3 separate regions of the Mus musculus genome follow, and all the other regions are linked to region 2. Evidence: chromatin loops called from intact Hi-C (ENCODE). Cell type or tissue: heart. All regions are shown on one strand.

Evidence for each region. Hi-C counts contacts between places; a loop is a spot of excess contacts. Peaks named below come from ENCODE experiments on the same cell type or tissue, not always from the same donor. Only the 100,000 strongest peaks of a DNase experiment are listed, where the experiment ranks them.
Region 1: it touches region 2 in a loop (6-fold over the local background); 10 of 42 quality-filtered maps call a loop at or near these places.
Region 3: a loop joins it to region 2, with 2.9 times the contacts of the local background. A loop is called at or near these places in 6 of 42 quality-filtered maps.

What each region holds. Positions count from the first base shown.
Region 1 is chr5:99,924,147-99,932,146 of GRCm38, forward strand. Vamp9 (vesicle-associated membrane protein 9) reads left to right here. Exons shown (of 6, transcript NM_001378420.1): 4 at 696-797. Among named protein-coding and RNA genes, the nearest start is that of Vamp9, 22 kb to the left of the region's middle. In heart, a CTCF peak has its summit at 3,990 (motif pointing right); no DNase peak of the experiment used is centred here.
Region 2 is chr5:100,317,960-100,325,959 of GRCm38, forward strand. No RefSeq gene overlaps it. Among named protein-coding and RNA genes, the nearest start is that of Gm45913, 20 kb to the left of the region's middle. In heart, a CTCF peak has its summit at 4,270 (motif pointing left); no DNase peak of the experiment used is centred here; H3K27ac peaks cover 461 bases.
Region 3 is chr5:100,155,991-100,163,990 of GRCm38, forward strand. It overlaps Tmem150c (transmembrane protein 150C), which reads right to left and starts at 3,291. Exons shown (of 8, transcript NM_001382851.1): 1 at 3,229-3,291. In heart, no CTCF peak of the experiment used is centred here; DNase peaks (open chromatin) are centred at 3,231 and 3,371; H3K4me3 peaks cover 1,452 bases; H3K27ac peaks cover 1,150 bases; H3K27me3 peaks cover 4,794 bases.

The sequences.
Region 1 (8,000 bases), 390 kb before region 2:
GCTCAGAGCACGTGGAACATTGCCACAGCTCCCACTGCAACTGTATATAAAGTCAGATGGTGTGGCCTGAAGATTGTCACTCTCTGCATTGACAGTTGAGAGTTCAGCTAGGAGAGAAAAGCATTTAGTGATTTCACTGAGTATTCGCCACATTTTTCCTCCTTGCCCAACTTCACCACCCTCTGAAAAGAAGGCAACACAAAACCGCTACCCAGGTCATTTGCACCAGTATTTCTGAGAGATGCAATGCTAAGTACAATTGTTGGGATTCTGTTTTGAGGTGTTGGAATATCTTATAACTTTTATTTGATGGGAAGGCAGGTTAGCATTATTTTGTAATTTTTGAGTAGATTTTGAAGACAAGGACAGGAGAGAAAAATGATAGCAAAACCTAGAAAATGTCACAGGTCTCAGATTTCCTTGTCCACACAGGGAAGTACCTGTTCTCAGTTTGTGTGATTGGATGTAACAGTGGAAGAAGGAAGTACCTACTATGTGACTCTCTGGTTTCTGCTAGCCTGTGCCACACACAGTGTTGATAAGTACCATGTCTTATAGCAGAAAGGATAACCTGCCACCAGAATGCCAGCAGTGCCTCAAGTTTCTGCCATGCTTTGCTTCAATAGAACATTTACTCTGTTGTTCTGCACTTGGAGTTAGCCATACAAGTTACATATTTCCATTCATTTCCCCAGGTTAGTGATATTTTTACAAGAATTCCTTTGATGTCACAAGAACATTTTTTTCCTTCAAATGCACTTGCTACAGATTTTCAACAAATACTAGCACAGCACATGGTATGTACCTCAACTTGTATCATAAGCTCATCAACACAACTGTAGAGTCGGTCTTAAGAGTGGGAGGGAAGGGTGAGACCTGTGTGTGAGGAGCTAAGGCTCACAGTGGGGGTGTCCCAGAGCATCAGAGAACAGGCGTGGTGTGCCGCCGCCGCATCATTCACGTTCTTATATGCAGCCATTTCAGAGGGAAGGAATAAATACAAATATACGAATTGCTTATTTTAGTTTAAAAGTAAAAAGATAAACCAAAAACATTTAACTGGCTGCCTGTATGGGACTGGGGAAGCAAAGAAGGGCTGAGCTGAGGCTAGAGAGATGGCTCAGTGGTTAAAAGCACTAACTGTTCTTCCAGAGGTCCTCAGTTCAATTCCCTGCAACCATATGGTAGCTTATAACCATCTGTAATGGGATCCAATACCCTCTTCTGGTATGTCTGAAGACAGCTACAGTGTACTCATATACATAAAATAAATAAATTTAAAAAAAAAAGAAGGGCTGAGCTGTCAGAGAGAGACACTAGTTATCTGTATAAAACCTGGGTTGAAAATTTGACTTTTAAACCATGTAATTGTTTTGTATAATTAGAAAATACTGTTAAATTAGAATTTAGAACTAGTCCTTATTAGATGAAATAAGATGTCACTAAAGGGCAAACACTCTGTAATTCTGTTTATATGAAGTACCAAGAATAATTAACTTGCTCTAGATGGAAAGTGGAGTATAGCTCCAAAAGATGCAGAGAGGGGAGTGGGCGGCTGGAGTTGATCTGGAGGCTAATGTCCACTACATAACTTCTGTGGATTGCCCTGGTTGTTTGTATTTTGATGTTAATTCTGGTTAAGTTTTGGAAGCTGTGTTTTGTGCTTCTATATTTTCAGGTAATTTCTAACAGAGTTGAAGACTGGTTGTAGTCTCATAGCCAACTCAAGCTGTTTAGTATCGAGAGAGATGATATAGATTTGAAAGGATGGTTTTCAGATGGTATACAAGCTAAAACCAAGAAATAATTCAAATATAAAATTGTAAGCCTTTTAAGTTAAGATAGATGGTAGGGTGTTTTATCTAATTTGACAAAATTGATGGACTGGGTGTTAAGTGTATCTTTATAAATTACATAATTGTAATAGTTGTGCTCACTAAATATCTGAGAGAAAAGAGCCTTTTAATTAAACAAAAAGGGAGAAATCTTGTGGATTGTCCTGGTGCTGTTTGTATTTTGATGCTAATTCTGCTTCCTCAAGAGGACCTGCCCTAACAAGGAGTGGATCAAGGATGTACTCGGGTGATTTCAGTGAACCTCCTCCCTATTTTAACTGGTCAAATAAAGACTAGAGCCTGTGATTGGGCAGTGGAAGGGAAAGGTGGGACTGGAGGGTTTAGAGAGGGAGAGAAAGGAAGGAGGACAGACAGAGGAGGAGAAATGAAGATGGAGGAAGAGAAGGTGGAAGATGGAGCAGAACCACATGGCCTGGAAAAGCCACAGGTAGCAAGGGATCTCACAGCTGGGGAATAGAGCAGATCTGCCCAATCTAGGTGTGAGCTTATAAATATTATAACTGAGTTGTTTGTTCTGTGCATGGGCTTATTGAGGCTGGGGATTTACTTCAACACATAACAATGAAATGCACTAGTGCCACCAAATTACACACTTGACATTGTTACAGTGGTAAAGTTTTATGTCAAAATATGTGTCAAATAGTCTGAAGCAGTCATTTGAGTGTCCATTTCTAGTGGTATTACAGCCTAATGAAGGAGACCTGAAAGTACATTTTAAGACATTTATTTCCAAGAGTCACCCTGTTTACTAATAATACTGGTATTGCTATTCTGAAACTGGTTTATATAGATATGTTAATTTGATTAAGAGTCAAGAATCTTAGCTATAAATATTCTTAGTTATAAAGAGAAAAATCAAAGAAACCAAGGGAAATCATCCAAGTCTCCAAAGACAAAGAAGTTTCAGTCTGTGCCTATCCACTTAATAAAACAAAGTGAGACACAGTGACCAACTCAACAGGAGTGAGCACATAAGTGAGAGATTATAGTCTCTAACTGTCACCCACCGAATGCAGTCAGGATGATCTTAGTGTAGGACAGAGGACACATAAACCAGAGCATGTTATCATGCCTGCAACAGCGAAGCAGTCAAAACCAGCCAAAGTCAGGAGCCAGCTGCCACTAGTCAATAATAGAATAATTCACGCACTGGAGACAACATAAGTATGTTCAGTTCCAGGATTCCTAGATGGTACCAAAGTGGGCACCTCTCACCAGCCAGCTTTGGAAGACAGGAGCACTGTCTCTCATTGGCCTAAAAGCTTAAAGGCAGGACAGGGGCAAGCACTCACTTTGACTTTCTATATGGCCTCTACCTCAAAGGAAGCAAACGGAAGCAATTTGAATGGGTCAAATTGTATTTTTCCTTTTTCTTGTTTTTTTTTTTGGTGGGTAGGAGTTAGTTTGTTTGCATTGTTTGAGACAGGGTCTTGCTCTGTAACCTAGGCTGTCCTCAGACTTGTGGCAGGCGGTGCTCTTGCCTTGTCACACACACTAAGATCACACACATGAGCCAACATGCGCAGCTAAATTAGCTATGCTACGTTTTTCTTCCTGGATCTATTCCAGCTAGTTAATGATGGAGTGCTGATACTGTCTTACCATCCTTAACAAAATAATAAACCTATATAATTATTATTAGCACTAAATGTCTGGAGCCCCGCCCCAGCCTGAGCAGTTACAGAGTTGTGGCCTCTATCAGAGGATCGATCGGTCAGTTTTGTTTCTTTCTTTAAGGGTGTGGCTCCTGTTGGGTGGAGCGATCCAGGTAAATGGTCACACAGCCATGGTCAGCCAGACTGGACTAGTGGGTTAGAAAATAGAGAACATGAAGCTTGCTGAGTGAGGACATAGAAGTTATATATGAGAGGAATAGAGAGTAAACACAGTCAAAATATTGTGGATGGAATTCTCAAAGAATTAATAAAAACATTCTGTTTAAGAAATGATCAGAAACAAGGAAAAAGCTGATTAGGAACTTAATCATTTAAAAGATGCGTCTGAAATACCCAACCCCACCGGTTTTTGCATTGTTTTTTGTTTTTTGTTTTTGCTTTTTAACAGTTATTTCATTTCTTTTTATTTATGATATGAGTCTGTACCTATGAACGCACATGAATGCAATGCCCATGGAGACCAGAAGAGGGCACTGGATCCCATGATCTGGAATGTGAGGCAGTTGGGAGCTGCCCAGTGTAGATGCTGGGATCAAAGCAGAGGTCTACAGCAGCAGCAAGCACTAACCCAACAACTGGGCCATCTCTCCAGACCCCCCATTTCTTTTACTTGGAACAGATCACAAATGTCTTTGTCACCATTGCTCAGGGGGAAATGCTGATCTCCGTATCATTCCAGTTTAGTGTGTGCTGCCAAAGCAGATGTCTCGGTGGTCCTTCCTAAGTTTAAAGAAGAGACCATCAGCTGGCGTGGTGGCGCACGCCTTTGATCCCAGCACTTGGGAGGCAGAGGCAGACGGATTTCTGAGTTTGAGACCAACCTGGTCTACAGAGTGAGTTCCAGGACAGCCAGGGCTACACAGAGAAACCCTGTCTTTAAAAAAGAAGAAGAAGAAGAAGAGACCATCAGCCTGGAATGATTGGTGCGGGCCTTTAATCCCAGCACTCTGGAGGCAGAGGCCAGCCTGGGGAGCGAGGAGGGAGGGAATATCACCATTCTGATAGGACAGAAGCGCACAGCACACATCTGAACACTCTCGGAAACACCAAGCCTGACCCTGAAGCAGTTCCACATCCATTTCTAATTCCCTGGAAACAGAGCGGTTGACATGCTCAGTTAAATACATTTAAGTGTGGGTAACAAAGGTAAGATAGGATAGCCATGACAGGTAGCACAGCATAGAAAAGAACCCATAGACTAAATGAAGCTGAAGAGATGCGTCCATCCAATCCAACATGCACCTGTGGACGCTGGCATCACAGGAGAAGAACCATGGCTCGCTTTTGAGACGTTTGTCTGAAACGGAGATATTAGGTAAATGACAATGGTGCCGTGGTTCTGTTTTCTGGGAAACGAGACTATGTCTTATAGAGAGTAAAACTGTAAAGCCTGCCCTCTCAGGCTGAAGCACAGCAGCAGCTCCGGGAGGTGCAGCAGAGGTGAGACGAGTTTGGTCACATGTGTGCACTGCTGAAACTACAAAATATATATTTAAAAAAGAAAAAAAAAACTTTTATTTCAGCTTTTGAATGGCCAGACCCTTATTTTTATGCTCTCAAGTCACCCTTTAAAAGATCTCCTCTGCTCATTTTAATATGTTTGTCAGTTCTTTGAACAGTTCCATACATGAATTCAGTGTCTTTTGATTATATTCCTCCCCCACCCCATCCCATAATTCCTCTCTCATCAGCCTCTGCCACCCTCAACTTCACTCTCAACTCCACCTTCATACAAAAGGTATTATCGTTTTGTCTTGTGGGCATTTGATCTCATCTTTTTAATAAGTTGTTCTCACGTAGCTGCCCTGTCCAGTGCCCCACTCACCTCTGCTTCCCAACACTGGAGCAGGGACGGGGTGGGGGGCATAGCCAGTGCAAGGGGCAGGGAAGAAAACAGGAGACATGCAAACTGGGAGGGAGAGCTAAAATTTTTGCATCTTTGTTTGCAGGTTACATGATTGTGCAAGAAATCAAAAAGAATTAGCCAAAATATCCTTGGACCTAAAAGCATTTATAGCAAGGTTACAAAACACTAAAAAGTCAGCTAGAAACAAGCAAGTGGAGTTAAATTTAAGAACAACATCACTTACATTTGCACCCAAAATTTAAATGCTTTTATAAAATTTAACAAAGTATAAAAAATCCTATACAAAATTTTTAAATGAAAGAAATTTAGCAATTACGCAGAGAGAAACTCTGTATTTAAAAAAAAATGAGGCTGGTGAGATGGCTCAGCAGGTAAGAGCACTGACCGCTCTTCCAGAGTCCTTAGTTCAATTCCCAGCAACTACATGGTGGCTCACAACCATCTGTAGTGAGACCTGATGCCCTCTTCTGGTGTGTCTGAAGACAGCGACAGTGTACTTACATACATACAATAAATAAACAAATCTTTTTAAAAACAAAAGAACAAAACCTAGTAAGTAGACATGTTTATAACCACAGCTCCGGAGGAGCCAACACCCCCTTCTGGCCTCCACAAGTGATGTATCAGCTTGGCTTTGGAAACCTGACTGGAGGATGAAGGAAAGAAGAAAGGACAGACACACAGATGGGCTTACAGAAAAGCTGGGATCAGGTGGGCCATACTCTCTGGATGGAGTGCCACTAACTAAACACAGCCCAGAACCTCAGTGAGGTTACAAGGAGGAGGAGGTGGAGGAAGAGGAAGAGATGGCTAATCTCAGGAGGAGGTGTCTGTAGGGGGCTGTGTTAGGCTGTAAACATAAGGAAGAGGAAGCTGCAGTATTTACACAGTGGTCCACCTCCTGTAAATACTCACACTTGGACCAGAGGAAGGCTTTGCTGGTTCCCTGGGGTCTGATGCTTCCTCTGCACCTTACACATTCTCTCAAGGCCTCCCCTGCTCCCCACACGGGCATGCACACACTTGCACATAATCTGCAGGCACACACATACACATAAATGTTTTAAGGCAGCTGGAGAGGTAGCTCAGAGGTGGCTTATGCAGAGGACTTGGGTTCAGTTCCCACCACCACATAGTGGCTTACAACTGTCAGTAACTCTGGTTCCAAAGGATCCTGCACACTCTTCTCATCTCCATGGACACTAGGCATTTGTATGGTACACATACAGCCAAAATACGCAAAATGTGCATACTCATAAAATAATATAAACAAATATTTAAAATAAAATAATAATAGATGTATCTTCAAAATATAAAAAGAGCTCTTAGCAATAAGAAGCAACTAAATGAAGATGAGCAGAAAATATTCAGCAGTCACCTGAACAAAAAACGTGACGCCATGGAAGCCTTCTACTCTGCAGCCCATACTTCATTAATAAGTTGCAAACTACAAAGGAAACACTACTAGACAATTACTAAAAGAACTTTTAAATATTGACATCACCAAATGCCAGCAAAGATGTGGAGCAATGGAAGCAGGCTGGTGGAATGCAAGTACAGCCATGTGGATACAAAGTTTGGCTGTTCCTTAAAAAAACTAAACATTCAAGGCCTGGAGAGATGGCTCAGTGGTTAGGGGCACTAGCTGCTCTTCCAGAGATCTGAGTTCAATTCCCGGTGTCCACATTGGGTGACTCGGAACACCTGTAACTCCACTCCAGGAGATCCAAAGCCGCCCTTTGGTCTCCAGGCACTCCTGCACACCAACCTCATACAGTCACAGAATACACATGCACGTGAGTGAAGAGACATCTTAGCCTTGAAGCTAGTGAGGTGGCTCAGCAGATAAAAGACAGCCGCCCCCAAGCCTGAGCACCTGAGTTCCATTCCCCGGGCTTTCCACCCCAGAGGAGAGATCGACCCTGGAAGTTCTCTCCTGACTTCCACGCTCGTGCTTTCGCAGCATGCTCTCCCTAAGAAACTAATCAATAAGTATAATTTAAAAAAATAAACAACTCTTCCTGACATTTTACCAAATAACTTGAAAGTATCACTACACCAAAACCTATATGTGGATGTTTCTGACAGTTCTCTTTATGATTGCATACATTGGAAACAAGATGCCCTTCAGCAGACGACTGGAAAAACACTCCATGGAACATCCAAACAGGGTGCTGTTGTTCACATGTGAGCTATCTAGCCACAGGAGAGCCATGTAAGGACTCCCTCGTCACATGGCAGACTAGAGACTGGTTCTGTGTGAGCCAGTGGAGAGGAGAGTCCAAATGGGGAAAGATGGGCTTCAGCCCAAAGAAAGTTATAAAGAACAAAAATCCAAAAAGGAAGTCGGAGATACCAGAAAGGAACAGAAAATACAGGACACAGAGAAGGTAAGCTGGGTAAGACTGGTGGTCATGAGAGCCCACGGCCTCACCAGCCTTTGTTCCAGCTGTGGGCTGTAGAGGCAGGCAGAACCCTGGCAGGAGTTAGCAGCAGAGCATTCCCACTTGGTCACACTGTGTGCTTCATGAAACAGCGTCTGTGGGACACCTTGTGAGCAAATCGATTGTTTAAAGTGAGCTTCCATGAGGGCCTAGGACA
Region 2 (8,000 bases):
CCAGCCACACTGCCAAGCAATCATAAGAACCAGACCAAAGCCAAGCTCCCAACCAGATGGCAGCCAGACAGCTTCCCAGCAGACAGTTAGACAGTCTCCCCTAACCGCTCAAGGCTTAGAGCCGCCATGACACTCCTCCCCACCGTGTGCAGCATGTCTGTGAGGCCCAGAGTGGTACACTCTGTCTTCCCACCTGGTATCTAAGATCTGAACAGCTGTCAGAAGACACACGATAGAGAGCCAAGGGTCATCTTTGTCCTGTTCTTAATAAATGGCCTTTTGTGATACGGCCTTTGTTTGTTTGGGTTTGTTGTTTCAGACTGTGTCTTGCTCTGCAGCCCTAACTGGTCTGATTAACCCTGTGTAGGGAGACCCGAATGCAGCCGTTTTCCTGCCTCAGCCTCCTTGAAGCTGGGATTACTAGCAGGTTCACAACTCAAGGTTTTAAAGCCTTTTAAACTGTGGTTGTAGGGGCTAGGGAGATTGCTCAGTGGTTAGAGCACCAACTGCTCTTTCCAGTGTGTAATTCCCAACACTCACACAGTGGCTCACAGCCATCTGTAACTCCCATCCCTGGAGACTCAACACTCTCTTCCAGCCTCCTTGGTACCTCACACACACGGCATGCAGACATACATGTAGGGAAAACACCCATCCACATCAAAATATTAATCTTTTTAATATGTGTCTTAATTTTGTAGGAAGCAGTAGATACGGTACCTTGGAGCAATAGAAAAATCAAATTAACTTCTTATCAGGCTATGCAGTGAGCCCGAGTGATTTCCTCTTATCTGTAACTGCTTGGTTTCTGTCTTTTTTTTTTATTTTATTGTTTATACTTTTTTTTCCATTTTTTATTAGGTATTTAGCTCATTTACATTTCCAATGGTTTCTGTCTTAAGGAAGTAAATAGTCGGTGTTTACAAAGTTAAGTGAACTCTTTTTTCACTTGGTGTTGTTTTGTACTGACTTTTCCATTTGTTTTCACAACTCACAAGTATATTATTCTTTTTTTAAGATTTATTTATTTATTTTATGTATATGAGTACAATGTAGCTGTACAGATGGTTGTGAGCCATCATGTGGTTGCTGGGAATTGAACTCAGGACCTCCACTCACTCTGGCCCCGCTTGCTCTGGCCCAAAGATTTATTATTATTTGTAAGCTCACTGTAGCTGTCTTCAGACACGCCAGAAGAGGGCATCAGATCTCATTGCAGGTGGTTGTGAGCCACCATGTGCTTTCTGGGATTTGAACTCAGGACCTTTGGAAAACCAGTCAGTGCTCTTAACCGCTGAGCCATCTCTCCAGCCCAAGTATATTAGTCCTAATAATATTATATTGATTAAACATATCATTTCTGTTTAATAATTTTTAGGTAATCTATTCTGTTTTTCTAAAATTTATTTATTTTGTGTATACATGTGTATGAGTGTGTACGTGTACAATACTTGTGTGAAAATGTCTGTGCAGGTCAGAAGAGGACATCAGGTCCCCTAAAGTCAAAATCAATTGTGAGCTATGATGTGGGTGCTGGGAACTGAACCTGGGTCCTCTGGAAGAGCAACCAATGCCCTTAACAACTGAGCCATCTCTCCAGCCCCTGTATCTTTGTGTTGACTTATTTCTCCAAGAAATGGTCTCTAGTGTGTCACCAGACTAGAGGCTGTGGTGTTTTGAGGCTCGTAACACTTCACTGTGCTGTTTTCCAGAAATATTTGTACTAATTTATGCCAGTTTGGGAACATAAACTTCTCAAAAGCCTTACCAGACATTGATTTTTTTAAAGATGATTTTACCAGCATAACTTGCATTTCATAACTTGGTGGTGCTTGTCCTGGTGATCCTTATGGGGACTAAGTCTTTCCCCAAGGGTTTTGTTTACATTGATGCTTTATGAACAAGGCCCCTAGTTCTTCAACCACAGATATTGCAGAGCTGATCCTGCCCTGTGGGTTTGAGTCTGTCCCCTTGGTCTTCTAGATCTATGTGTCACTAACATTCCTCCCCTAAGTCACATTGACAAGAGAAGGTTTTGCTCAGTGGACACAGCTCCGATTCGGGCGGAAGATCATCAATACAGCCTCGGTTCCTGGCGCCCTGTTTTCTGGTAGCTGCACAGTCTAATACTCTCATAAATTTTCCTGTAAGCTGCCTGATTTTTAGACTCCAAGCTCTCTAATGAACTGGATTCCCAATTTGTCAAATATACCTACCGATTATTCAATGTTGTGCTCTGCTGTGCTCTGCTGTGCACAAAAGAAAAAGAAGTGCCATGCTTGTGCCTGCCTTTCGGCCCATTTCTGATCTATACTTGGCTTTTAGTTAAAGGAACATTTCAACACTCTCACCTCCAAGCATCTTACAGCTGCAGGAAAGAGACAACACTGAAGTCCGGGATAACCGTGCCACAGGGTAGGAATCCACAAAAAAATCCCAGTTAAGTTCAATATTTAAAATGTAAACAAAACAATATTTGAATCATGTTACCAAACAGACACAAGGTCAGCTTAATTAACTGAAAAGAATATGCAGGATCTAGACTTTTGCAGGCATCTGTCCAAATGAGAAAACCATAGCACAGGAGAGATCAGACAAGAACCACTGGGGGAGTGGTGGAGAGATGACTCAGTGGTTAAGAGCATTAACTGCTCTGTCAGAGGTCATGAGTTCCCAGCAACCACATGGTGGCTCACAACCATCTGTAATGGGATCCGATGCCCTCTTCTGGTGTGCCTGAAGACAGCTACAGTGTACTCATATAAATAAAATAAATAAATCCTTTTTAAAAAGAAGGAGGAGGAGGAAGAGAAGAAAGAGGAGGAGGAAGAGGAGGAGGAGGAAGAGGAGGAGGAGAAGAGGAAGAGGAGGAGGAAGAGGAAGAGAAGAAGCCAGTGTCACGTGGATGACACCGTAAGAGATGACCCAAAAAGCTAGGTGGGGAGTCCGAGTCCTGGAATCCCAGCCCTAGGGAGCAGAAATATCATGAATTAAAGACCATCCTGGGCTACATGGCAAGTTTGAAGCTAGACTGTGCAACATATCTCAAAAACAAACCAAAGATCCACACCTTAAAAAAAAAGTTTTCACAGAAAGCAAACAGTTACTATTTCTTTACATTTTTCAGTGTAGGGTGTGTGTGTGTGTGTGTGTGTGTGTGTGTGTGTGTGTGTGTGTGTGTCCGTGTGCTCATGTGTGGAACCAGAGGACACCTTACTGGAATCAGTTCTCTCTTTCCACGATGTAGATGTCCGGGATTGCACGCAGACAGACCCCCAGGCTTGGTGGCAAGCATCTTTACCCACTGAGCCATCTTGTTGGCGCTGTTATTATTATTTCCCAGATCCCCCACCACACCCTTCTATGAGAAGGGTCCCCAGTTGGGAAGAAGTCATTCTGGCATCCTCCTTCCTTTCTCATCTCCTGTTTACTCACCAGCCACATAGCTAAGCCACTCACCCACCACTTTCACAGTTCCTAGCCACGGTAGTGTCTGGAGTGGCTATACACGGATGCAAAAGACCTATGCCACAGTTACATACCCACAGCAAGGAGGGGAATTCCTCTGTTGTAATAGAAACAACTAGATTTCAGTTCTGAGTTCTAGATTCTAAATTATGATTACTACTCTCACTACCATTTGCACGTGTTGACCGCTTGGACTATGACATGACCCACCAACACCATTGCTCCATTTTACAGATGTGAAGTTTCCCCATGATCCCTAAGCTAGCAATAACAGAATTGAAGATTAACACTGCAAACTGCCTCATATCCCTGAGTATTTTAATTATTTGCAGAAACTGGAATCTTCCCCCGTGGCTTTGCAATTGTTAACTAAACTACATTTTTAAAGAAAATTTAATTCCATCTCTGCTAGATATTTGCTAACTACCGCAAGGACAAATGCAAAAGGGTACAAACAAATGTCACCAAAAAGCTATTCTGTTCATTGCTGATTTTTTTACACATATAAAAGATGTTTGTTTGTTCGTTCGTTTGTTTGTTTTTGACACTGCTAAGATATTTGAAGTCACAGCCGAGATGGCTGTAGGGCTGTCTGGGGGAGAATTGGAGAGTGGAAACGCCAACCTGGAAGTCAAGAGGATTTTAGCCCAGTTTCCAACAGTCACCTCTCCAGACCACAGGTACATCATGGGGAAGAAGAAATCAGCGAATGGCATAGTTTTGAAGAGCCTTTCTTGTTTTAGTTATCTAGCAATTCGTGAAGTTGGTAGCATTGCACTGGTGCCAGAGGTGTGGGCACAGCGCCGCCTACTGGCAGTCTCTTTGTACTGCCCTTCAAGGAGGTCCCGGTGAGATAGATCAGCGCACCAGCCAGCAGGTGGTGATCAACCTTCGCATTTTGCTACGTTGGGGGAGGGGGAGACGATGGGGGAAGGGCTGGCTGGATTCATACACGCTAAGATTTTAAAGAGACCCAAGGGATTACAGAGGAACTTAGGAACGTGGTCAGAAAAAAAACACAATGAAGTAAAAATTTTAATATAAGACATTTTCTCCTTCTTCTCTTCCTCTTCCTCCCCCCTCCTCCCCTGCCCTCTCTCTCCCCCTTCTCCTTCCTCCCTTTCTGTCCACCTCCTTCTCCCCCTCCCCTTCTCCCCTTCTCCTCAGTCCCTTCCTGTCCCCCTCCCCCTCCCCTCCCCCACCCCATCACGTCTTCCTAAATCCTGCCCTCCACCCTGATCACTGCCAAGTATCTCATCTTGTCACTTGCTTTCCCCATAAACACAAAGCTATAGGAAAGGGTTGAGCAGGTGACAGGGAAGCCAGCATGGATCACTAAACAATGAGACGCTGTGAGAAAGACAGGTGTTCAACCCTGTCCCTAAAAGTCAAAAGCACCCAGCTTTACGCCTTGTGAAGGATGGCGGCTATACGGGAAGCCATCGGCCAAACCATAGAACCACAAGGAATGGTCTCCCCATGTTTTGAAGCCACCACATTTGGGGTGTAAGAAGCCATGGAGAGCTGAAACACTCCCTGCCTTGCATGTTTCTCCATTGCTTCAGTGACTGAGGTGTAGGAAGAGGATTCGGCTTCCATTTCTGTGAGGCACTGATACCACAGCTATCAGAAACAAAATTCTCAAAGGATAGAACTCAGCCACCACTCACGGCTGCCAAATACAGATCAAGAGTGGGAAAAGTCAGAGTGTACGTGGGGCAGTCAATAGAGAGCCACCAATGCGCTGCAGGTCCCCTCTTCTCTTCTCACCACAAGGGATACGGGCAAAGGCTGAGTCTTCTTTATCTCAAGCCTAAGGAGAGAGCTCATATTTTCAGCTCCCGTGGAAAGCTTTAAAATATTTTCAACAAAGTAGAGGGGCAGCAGACAACAGATCTCAGAGTCATTCCTGAGACACTTGGGGTAACAGCAAAGCATTCAGGGATCTGTCTGTTTTTCTGGGTTTTCTAGAGTGCTGTGTGCTTGTCTTAGTTTGTGTTTTACTGAAGTGAACAGACACCATGACCAAGGCAACTCTTATAAGGACATTTAATTGGGGCTGGCTTAGAGGTTCAGTCCATTATCATCAAGGCAGGATCATGGCAGCATCCAGGCAGGCATGGTGCAGGAGGAGCTGAGAGTTCTACATCTTCATCTTGGCATCCAGGAAGCTAGGACAAGTGTATTAAAGCCCACAGAGACACACCTACTCCAGCAAGGCCACACCTTCTAATAGTGCCACTCCCTAGGCCGAGGATGTTCAAACTAAGACCATGCTCCATGGACCAAACATGGCACTCAGGAAAGTAAGCTGGTGAGCAGTCAGACTGTTTCCTGCCTCAGGACCCTTGAGAAGGGCAGAGAGGAACCAGTAGCAAGCAGCTGCAAGAGATCATTGGTTGTTCTTGCAGAGAGGACTAGAGTTCAATTCTGAGCCCCCCTTGACGGCTCACATCTGTCTGTAACTCCAGCCCCAGGAGATCGGATCCTCTCTTATGACCTCTGAATGTAAGCAAAACCTACAAAGGGCATAGGTCAGTGCCTGGTTGGAGAGAAGTGCTAGTTCTCAATTTTAAAGAAGGAATCACTTTATGAAACGCTCACCTGTAAACCAAAGTACTGAATCCAGATCCTGTGGCAGCTGCAGTCAGACACAGTAAGGAAGACACGAGGAAAGTTAGGGCTAGGATGGCCTATATTGTCTGTGAGGTAGAAAACTACGAAAGCAGAGCTGACTAATAAAATGAGGGCCAGAGGGAAGAGGCCTAAAGACACCCCAGGAATCCCCGTCCCAGCACCCTCTGCCTGAGGCCCCGCCCAGAGTCCTCTGGCTGAGGCATCCTGGTGTCAATGCTCTGTGTCTTTCCTGGAAAGACACCTCGTCCTCTGATGTACACTTTATGTTGTCATTTCTTGCTCGCTCCTTCCTTCCTTCCTTCCTTCCTTCCTTCCTTCCTTCCTTCCTTCCCTCCCTCCCTTCCTTCTTTGGGCTTTCTTCTTAACCCGCCATGATATGTCTTTGGTCTGCTAGTCTTATTTAAACTTTCTCTTCACATCAGTCAGTGTCTCATCTTAATTTTTGTCAACTGTATCAGCTACATCAGTGGATTATTCCACCCCACACCACAACGCTGTCATATTCTTTTGTTTTCCACAGTAATCTGGAATAATAGAAAGCGATTGCTAAAGTAGAGGCAAGCCTCTAAAATGTCTTCGAGACACTTGGAAACGTTGACATAGAGTAAGTGAGGAGAGTTAATAGATCTCAGAAGAGACAGCATAATTCACATAAAAACTGAATACTTGGTATGCCCAACTCTGCGTAATGAGGAACCATTGGTTCAGAACATCCTGGGGCTGGTTCTCTTTCTAACTGGAGGAGACTGATGTCAGAAGTTAAGGGATTGCTGCATGTCACAGCTAATATGTGATGTCATAGCTGACATGTGATGTCACAGATGATATGTGATATCACAGCTGATGTGTGATGCCACAGCAGATATGTGATGTCACAGTAGAAATGTGACATCACAGCTGATATGTGATGTCACAGCTAATATCTGATGTTACAGCTGACATGTGATATCACAGCTGATATGTGATATCACAGCAGATATGTGATGTTGCAGATGATATATGATGTCACAGCAGATATGTGATGTCACAGAAGAACTGTGATGTCACAGTAGAAATGTGATATGTGATGTTGCAGATGATATATGATGTCACAGCTGATATGTGATATCACAGCTGATATGTGATATCATAGCTAATATGTGATATTGCAGCTGACATGTGATGTCACAGCAGATATGCAATGTCACAGCTGACATGTGATGTCACAGGTAATATGGGGAAAGCAGTGTTCAGAAGCAGATCCCCTGACTCCAGAGTTCACAGCTTCCTCTTGCACTGCTACAAGCGTTCTAGATCTAACTCCACCAGGTCTAAGTTCCAACTGCATCACTTACTAAATTCTTCACTAAAAACTTCATTAGCTTCCTCTTAAGTAAAGTAGGAGTCATGGCAATAGCTTGATCACAGGTTTGTGAGGCAGTTAAATGAGTGTCTATTCAAGTATGTAGCACTGTAAGCCGCTGTATTGTATCAGATAGATGCCCGCTCTCATTACTGTGCCTGACCCAGGACGTTTTCTGATAACTGTGACCATTCTGACAACCGATAATCAGCAGTGCATAAGCTGCCACCACAGCATCTTTGCTTCTTTCTCTTCTAAGGTGTTTCGTTCACACCTTGCCCCTCATCAGCACCAGGGTGAAACAAGAGGACCAAGGTGTGGGGGAGCAGAGGAGCTGAGACACAACCCCACGGAGAGGCTGCGGGTTAGGAGGGGAAAGAAACTGCCCAGTCTTTCAGACCACAGTTGAGATAGCTTTGAGAAAACAAATTTAATATATTGGGGAAAGCAGGAAGATTATCGCCGGGGGGGAAAATAAATTACTTGGGGATTTGAATGGAGCTTTTGTGCATGTTGTTGTGTGAAGGGGTATCCCCTTAGACACGCAGGGATT
Region 3 (8,000 bases), 160 kb before region 2:
TGTGAGAGGAAGGGTACAGGCAGGCATGGCCATAAGCCTTCCTCCCTTTCTCCAAATATCTCCCCCCTGGCTTGCAAACTTAGCTAGAGCAGAAGCCAACGTAGATTGACTGATGGGCCACAGTGTGCACAAGGGCAGATAATGCTCTTCTGTGAGCGCCCACCAGAACACTGTCCCCAACAACTTGGACCGATGACTATGTTTGTGAGTGGCAGAGACAGAGAGTTAAAAAGCCAAGTGTTTTTAGAGTAGACAAGAACTCTAGCATGCATGCAAGCGCCTTTCTATAAAACACGATTCCTGAGTTAAGTCCTGGCAGCATAATGCAATTTTCTACTTCTTCCTAATTAAGGGATAATTGCCATCAGATGTATCCCTATCAGAAATGAGTGGTGGGAATTCAGAGATGCATCGACCAACATGGTAGCCACTATCTCTATGTGGCAATTTAAGTTAATTAAAGTTAAATAAAATTTAAAATCTGTTCCACAGTTGTACTGGCCACGTTTCAACAGCCTCATGTTAAAGTTTATGGTTATCATATAAGACAGATTTATAGATTATTCCCATCAGTGTAGAAAGTTATACTTGGTAATACTGAGCTACAAGAGAATATATATATATATATATATATATATATATATATATATATATATATATATATATATATATATATATATATATACTGTCCTGTCTGAAATCCCTCTCAGTTAAGTATTTCCACTCTGGGCTGAGAGAGGCTCAGCCTATAAAGTGCTTGGCATGTAAACGTTAGGACCTGAGTTACCCGTGTTAAATGCTAAGCATGGTGTTGGGTGCCTATAACCCCAGGCTTTGGTAGGGGAGGGAGGCAGGTAGACCTCTTGAAACTCCTTGGGCCAGCCTGACTGAATAAATCAGCTCACTGAGAGGCTCTACTTCAAAAAGTAAAAGTGGAGAGAGCTGAAGGGAAGAAGTGTTGACCTCAGGCCTCCACTCGTGCATGCATGTGCACATGTGTGCACACCACACTCATATATACCCAACACATACAACGGCATAGTAATGATAGGCGCCTGGGCCTGGCAAGGTCAACCTTATTACTACTGAGTCCCAAGTCTGATGCTACAGGTTCCTCCAGGAACAGGAAGACTGGCAGATAAAACTTTATCTTCTCCGCATCCTTTGGCTTAATAGGCCCCAGAAATGATCCTGATGTACAGAGATACAAAGGACTAAGACTGTGGGGCCAGATACCCTTCGCTCCCTCAGGTCTCCAGAATGTTGCTCACCTGACCATGAACCAAAGAGGTACTGGCCACAGGGAAACCAAGAATAGCACAACTGAACACAGAATTCTTGCAAGGTGACTGAGCAAGGTGACAGCAGGCTGTAACAAAGGCCAACTGACAGTATTGCTGTGTCCATGAAAAAACGATGACCCTTTAAAGCAACCGACCTCCCTCGAAAAGCATTGGACAAGAAACACAGATTAAGAAATCGCTATCAAGATATTATAATGCAAATTTAAGTAAACCAAACAGACTTTATTCAGTTAACCTGCAGATCGCAATAAGCATGCATTTTCCCCCCAAACTCTTTATGTTTGACCAGTGTCATAACATCTGTCAATTATTACTAATGCTAGCAAAACTTCCTTACCCTTTTATTTACTATATCCAGTTTGTCAGCTTCCAACTTGGGAGGCTTGCAAAAAACATTTAAGTAATTTGTACATCAAGGGCAAACCATTAAAATCCCCATGCTTATGCCAAGAAAATTAAATTCACACTTCTAGTTCATTAAGAGATGACAGTTGCTGGGCATGGTGGTGCGTGCCTTTAATCCCAGTACTCAGAGGCAGAGGCAGGTGGATCTCTGCGAATTCCAGGCCAGCCTGGTCTATATAGAAAGTTCCAGGACAGCCAGAGCTACATAATAGAGAGACCTTGCCTCAGGTGGGTCAGTAGTGGGGTGAGTGGGGAGGGAGGGAGGGAGACAGAGACAGAGAAAAGGTGGGGAGGAGCAGAGGGAGAGGGAGAAGGAGGCCAAGAGAGGGGGAGAGAGAGAGCTCGTGCACAGCTATGGTTACTTTGGAAGCAGGGTTTTCTCCAGGACATGTGTAAGAAAAAGTTAGGTATCTGCCCCAAGTTGAGATTGTAAAATTATTCATTTTGCATCTATTAACGTGTATGCGCCTAACGGTCTACCCTCAACACGGGACATTTTATGTGGGTCAGCTTACTAACTGCTACCATGGACTTCATACACTCACATTCGCCTACCCTTTTTATTAACTGCAGCCCAGAATGGAGTTACAGTCGTGCATTATTAAAATCTGTCTTCGATTCAAGCAGAGAATTGAAGAAGCAGAAACTAATATCGCCCTTTCGGCGGTGTTACTGTAATAGATCTAAGAAGTGCTTTATTCTGTCTTGCCTTTTAAATGCATCCGTGCATTTCGGTTCCCTATCAGGACCATGTATGTCGGAGGTCAGCCTGGGATCGCCCAGGGGGGTTGGCTGGCTTCCATTCACCTGGGCTCTGTTCTCACGTTGGCAATCACCACCCTGGCTCAGCCCTGAAAGATCTGGTCGGAAAAACCGCGACCAAAAGACCAGCAAAGTGCTTAGGGTATAATAAAGTGCCATGGGGGTCAGGGGTGGACAGAGAGGGATGAATGGAGGGCGGGTGGGGAGGAAGGAACATGAATTTCAACTGGGAAACCCCTTATTCCCTCTTTGATTCATTTAAGGAGGGGGAAAACCACTCAGCGAAGGCTCTCTCCATAACCCAAGAATGTCGACTTTTGAAAATTATTATGACCGTGGATAACCATAGCGCCTCGTGCACCGCGACCCGTACCCCACCCCCGCACTCCCCCTGGTTAAGCCCGAAATCCTGGATTCTTCCCAGGAACGCGCGCCCAGTAGGGCGGCCGCGGGGCTGCGCTCAGGGCACCGCAAGTTAGCGCCGGGGCCGGCAGGCTGGGCTCCGCCGCTCCTCCCCGGACCCCACCCGCGGTGGTGGGACACCTGTCACTGGGCGGGGCGGGGGGCCGCAGGCGACACTGCGGCGGCGGCGAGCGGGACGGGCGCGCCGCGGAGCTGCACCGCCCGCCTCGGGCTCGGGAGTACGCGCCCGGGGGCTGGGGAGGCACCGCGGCCGCCCGGGTGGGGTCCTCGCTGGGTCGGGAGCAGGACGAGCAGGGCATCAGGGGCCAGGGGCGGATGAGGGCGCCGCGCCTACCTGCTCCGGGCGGCGGCGGCTCGCGGGCCGTGACCTGCGGCGGCAGCGGCGGCGGTGGCAGTCGCGGTGGGGAGGGCGCTTCCTTCAGGAAGGGGTGGGATCTGCCCGCCCGCCCCCTCCCGCCGCAACGCGGCCCGTCCCCGACTTACTCCGGGGTCCCCGTCGCGGGGCTTCGGGTGGACAGCAGAGCTCTGAGGTCCCGTCTTGTACCTCCCCCCCTCCCCCCCCCCGTCCCCGGTTCCCTCACCGTCACCCGGGGCTGCGGCTGCGGGCGGACGGTCCAATCGCCTCCTTCCTAAGCCAAGGTGGACGCGCTTGCCTGGCGCTCCTCACCCAACAAAAGGCAGGACGGGATCCGGGATCCTCCGCCTGCTGGTTATTTATTCCTGACCTGTTGTAACCTTCTTACCGGCTCCCTTCTGTCCACACACCAAGGACTTTGCATACAGCAGCTAAAATTCACTTTCAGGCCCACGAGCCCAGCGTAGTTCTCCACCACCCGCTGCCCTCCCGTGGTTTTCTTTCATCTTACTGAGCAGACACAGGGCTAACTTCTGACCCTGATAATGGACGGAGGACTTCAAGGCCGCTCCCCTACAGCCAAACTTGCTCATTTCCCCTGTGTGTGTGTGTGTGTGTGTGTATGTTCATAAGACACTACTCAGCATTTTAGTAGCAGCCCCACCCCAGACCCCAACTTTTGTCACTGCACTGACCCCTAAGCAGCACAGCCCAGAGTCATGTTAATCTTAAATTCTTCATTAACTTACTTGACTGGCCTGCTATGCCTGGTAGGGTCGCCTGGATCAATCCACCACACCCATCTACTTAAAACCATTGCCTCTCAAAGCACAAGTTTCTAAGTTTCTAAGCTCCCTCCTCAACTCAACCTATACAAAATCTCTGCCACTGGCTTCTAGAATGCTCTCTTCTCCATGGCGCTTGTCATTATCTACGCATGTGTTGATTTCTGGCCACTGTTCTGTTTTGACTACTAGACCGTTCGATTCTTGAGGTCTTACGGCTTTCTGTTTACCATATATTAAGGAATGGGACTTTGATTTATTCAATTAAGTTAATTCAAAAGTTAATTCTAGTATAGAACCCCCTGAAAGCACGTGCTGAGTGGTGAGGGGCGTTTTCTGAAGAGAGTTAACTTTGTTTTTTTCAGACTCTCCAGGTGGCCTGTGAGGTTAAAAATTGCTTGAGGCCCAGCCTGAGCCCCAGTCTGAGGATTATACTCCTACTTCTTGTCCCCTTATGGGATGCCCAGGCTGGCTATTAAGACTGCATTGGAACCATGAGTTAATCTGGTATGCATGGGGTGGGGGTGGGGTACCACTGATCCTTGCTGCTGCTGCTGCTGCTAAGAGTTATGAACACAACATTATTGGGAGTTTGGGGCCTGGGGTGGGAGGCGTTATTAAAACGCCAATTCGTACATTTTTATGACTACCTGACCAAGAAAGGAGAGGAAAAGAGTAAGCTGACCGTGGGAGAGTAGGTAGAGAATCCCCGAGAGTTTCTCCCGCTTCAGCCTCCCAGGCGCTGAGGTTCCAGGGGTGCTCAACCCGATCTACTTCTGTCGCTCGCTCACTTCTTTTTAAGTTGACTGGAAGAGTCCTCTAGCTAGACATTTTTTTTTCTGATTCATTCTTTTAAAAGCCATTTATTTTTAATTACGTGTCTATTAGAGTGCCTGTGCATGTGAGTGCAGCAGCCTTTGGAACCCAGAGGCATCCATAAACCCCCAGCCCCAGAACTGGAGGCATGGCGGGTTGTGATCCACCTGATATGGGTGCTGGGGACTGAACTTAGGTCGTTTTCTAGAGCAGTGCAGGCCCTTAGCGACTGAGCCTTCTCTCCAGCCCCTCTAGTTTATTCTTCTGTGTGTGTGCACATGTGCATGGGTACATGTGTACATTTGTGCGATGGGGGTTGTGCTCAGGGCTTGCTAGGCAGACACTCTACCACTGACCTACATTCACAGACTCCTGTTTTATATCATCTAGATCCAGCCAAAGTGGTTCCTTTTAATTTGCATATGAGACCCACCCATGGAACTTAAAAAGAAGCACAAAGGCCCATCCTAGCTCCCTGGAGTCAGTGTGTGTGTTTGTGTGTGTGTGTGTGTTTGCATGTGGGTGATGGTGGTGGTGGTTTGTGTGTTTGTATGTGGTGTGTGTGTGTGTTGGGCGTGGGGTGTTTGAGACAAAGTCTCATGTAGCCTCAGCTGGGCTAGAACTCACTCTGTTCTATAGCAAGGCTGGCCTTACATCCCTGCCCCCACCTCCTGAGTGGTGGGATTATTGGCAGCTTGGCATCTGTCTTTTGGAGAGGTTCATGTCATGGTCAATATTGATTGTCAACTCAAAGAATCTAGACTCATCTCCGAGACCAACTTCTGGGCATAACCTAGAGATTTTCTAGGTTAGCCTCCAGGAATGTCTGTAGGGATTATTTAGGTTAAGTTAGTTGAACTTAGGTGGCTCTGGTTTATGAACTGAATGAAAGCTGGGTGTCTCATCCATCTCTCTCTACTTCCTGACTTCGGATACAATGTGCCGTCTACCTCAGGTTTCTGCTGACACGTCTCACCACCATGGGCTCTACCCTGGAACTGTAAGGCAAAGTAAATCCATCCCTCCTTAAGCTGCTTTGCAGGTTTTTGTTTTGTTTTGTTTGCAATAAGGAGAAAACTAATACAACCCTGATGTGCAGTTGTGAGGCTTTTTCTCAGAGAATAAACATGTTTACCACCAGCAGGCTGAAGGAAGGATTGCACTTGGTAAAGCAGGGAGTTGATTGGACTTCCATACAGAGCATGAACGAGGGACGACTCCAAGAGCTAGAATCACTCAAAGACAGTTGCATTACTAGAAACAAAGCCCACCCCAGTGTGGGCAGCACAAATACTGTGCTCTGATAGAGGTAGGAGGTAGGAAAGGCTCCAGGCTGTGATGGGCACCAATGCCCAGAAATGGAGGCTGGAAACCTCTAGGTATACCCCCACTTCCTCATTTTACCTCTCCCATACCCATGAGACACCCTGAAAAGGGGAAGAGAGGTCTGAGATAAGGTCTTAATTGAGAACCCTTCTCAGTTTGGTGAACTTTCCTCTGGTTGGCTTGTATTTTCACCTATTTTGCATATATACAGCTAGCCAATTAGGACCTTCCTGAACTTATTAAAAACTCCTAGACCTTCTCTCTTCAATGGCAATCACTCTTTTAAAATAAATTTCATTATAAGAGAACTTACAAATAAACAAAAGGACCACTCACCAAAATTAACCAGACACCAAGTCTATATGAATCTATATAGTTTGAATAGGCATTCAAAGTGCAAGACATATACCTTCACATTACATTTTGCACTTTCTGTATTAAATACATTTTCTGCACGTATCCAAGGAGCGAACACAGACAGTAGACGTGACCTGTGAAAGAGGATTTTTAAGCTAATGTTTTTCTAGTTCTAATTCTGTCAGGGAGTTTTTGGTGTTGGTGGTAAACTTTCCCAGTCTCCTTGCTGCTGCTGTGACCCATCTAGAGCTTTCTCTTTCTCTTTGGTTAATAAATCCTTATTCTGCTCACTCTTCTCTGTTCCTTATCCTTATAGGTCAGGGGACAAGAAGTATGCAGAGAGGAAAACCAGCAGTGGATCCCAGGACAGAGGGTGGATCCCCCTTCGAAGTCATTACTGTTGCCTGTTATTTCTTGTATAAGGAGGGGGCCTTAGGAATCTAGCTATAGCTTTCAGAGACTTGCAAGTTTTGTTTACTTTCTGACATACAAACTTCCCACTCCCTCAAAGTTATTACCCAACAGGCACATAATAGGCTTTGGAAGCAGGCCACAGCTTGCAGTCACTCGTCCCAGCTTTCCCAGTATCGGAGGTCATAAGCACATGCCACATATGTGTGCCACCATGCCTGGTTTGTGGTTTTTAGATTTATTTTATTTATTTTATGTTATTTTATGTATATGAGTGCTTTGCCTGTATGCATGCCTGGTGTCCAAGGAAGCCAGAAGAGGATGTTGGAGCCCTTGGAACTGGAGATTCAGATGATTGTAAGCAATTATGTGAGTGTTGGAGCCTCCCCCTCCCCATCCTTTACAGAAGCAGCAAGTGCCCCTAACTCCAGCCACCTCTCCAGCCCCAGGGCATTTTGATGAAGAACCAGCTATGGTTTTTGATGTGGTTGTGAGAGTCACAGCCTTTGTGGGGGGGAAAGTTCCAGTTTATGAGAGTTCCTTCCTTGGCTCTCCGTAGCAGAGTTGACAAAGCTTGCTCTGCGCATGCTTTTCCGTTCACTCAGAGCTCCGCCCACTTTTGCTTTAGAAACCGACTTGAGTTTATGAAGACAGTAGGCTCAGTTCCAACTGCCATCAGTACTCCATCATTGCCTCCTTTGTCTCTAAAATGTCCATAGAGATCACCCCAGAGTGGAGTGAATCACAGACCTGACAGTGATGTTGACAGTGTAGAAGGATATGTTAAAAGGCTGGCTACAGAGAAGAACTCGTAGCTAAAAGCAGATTCCGTTATCATTTATGGGACTTCCGTTCTATGCTCTATGGTTCAAGAGGGCCGGAGACAAAATACACGCTTGATTGTGCTTTTATCTTTCTTTAACTGACATTCCAATCATTAAAATCTGCTGTCTGTTATGCATAGACACTAAATCTGTACGTGACTAAGTCAGGGCATTGTGGTTCATAACTTAACAGCAGTATTTATAAGGTAAAACGGGGGTAAGGGGGATTGCA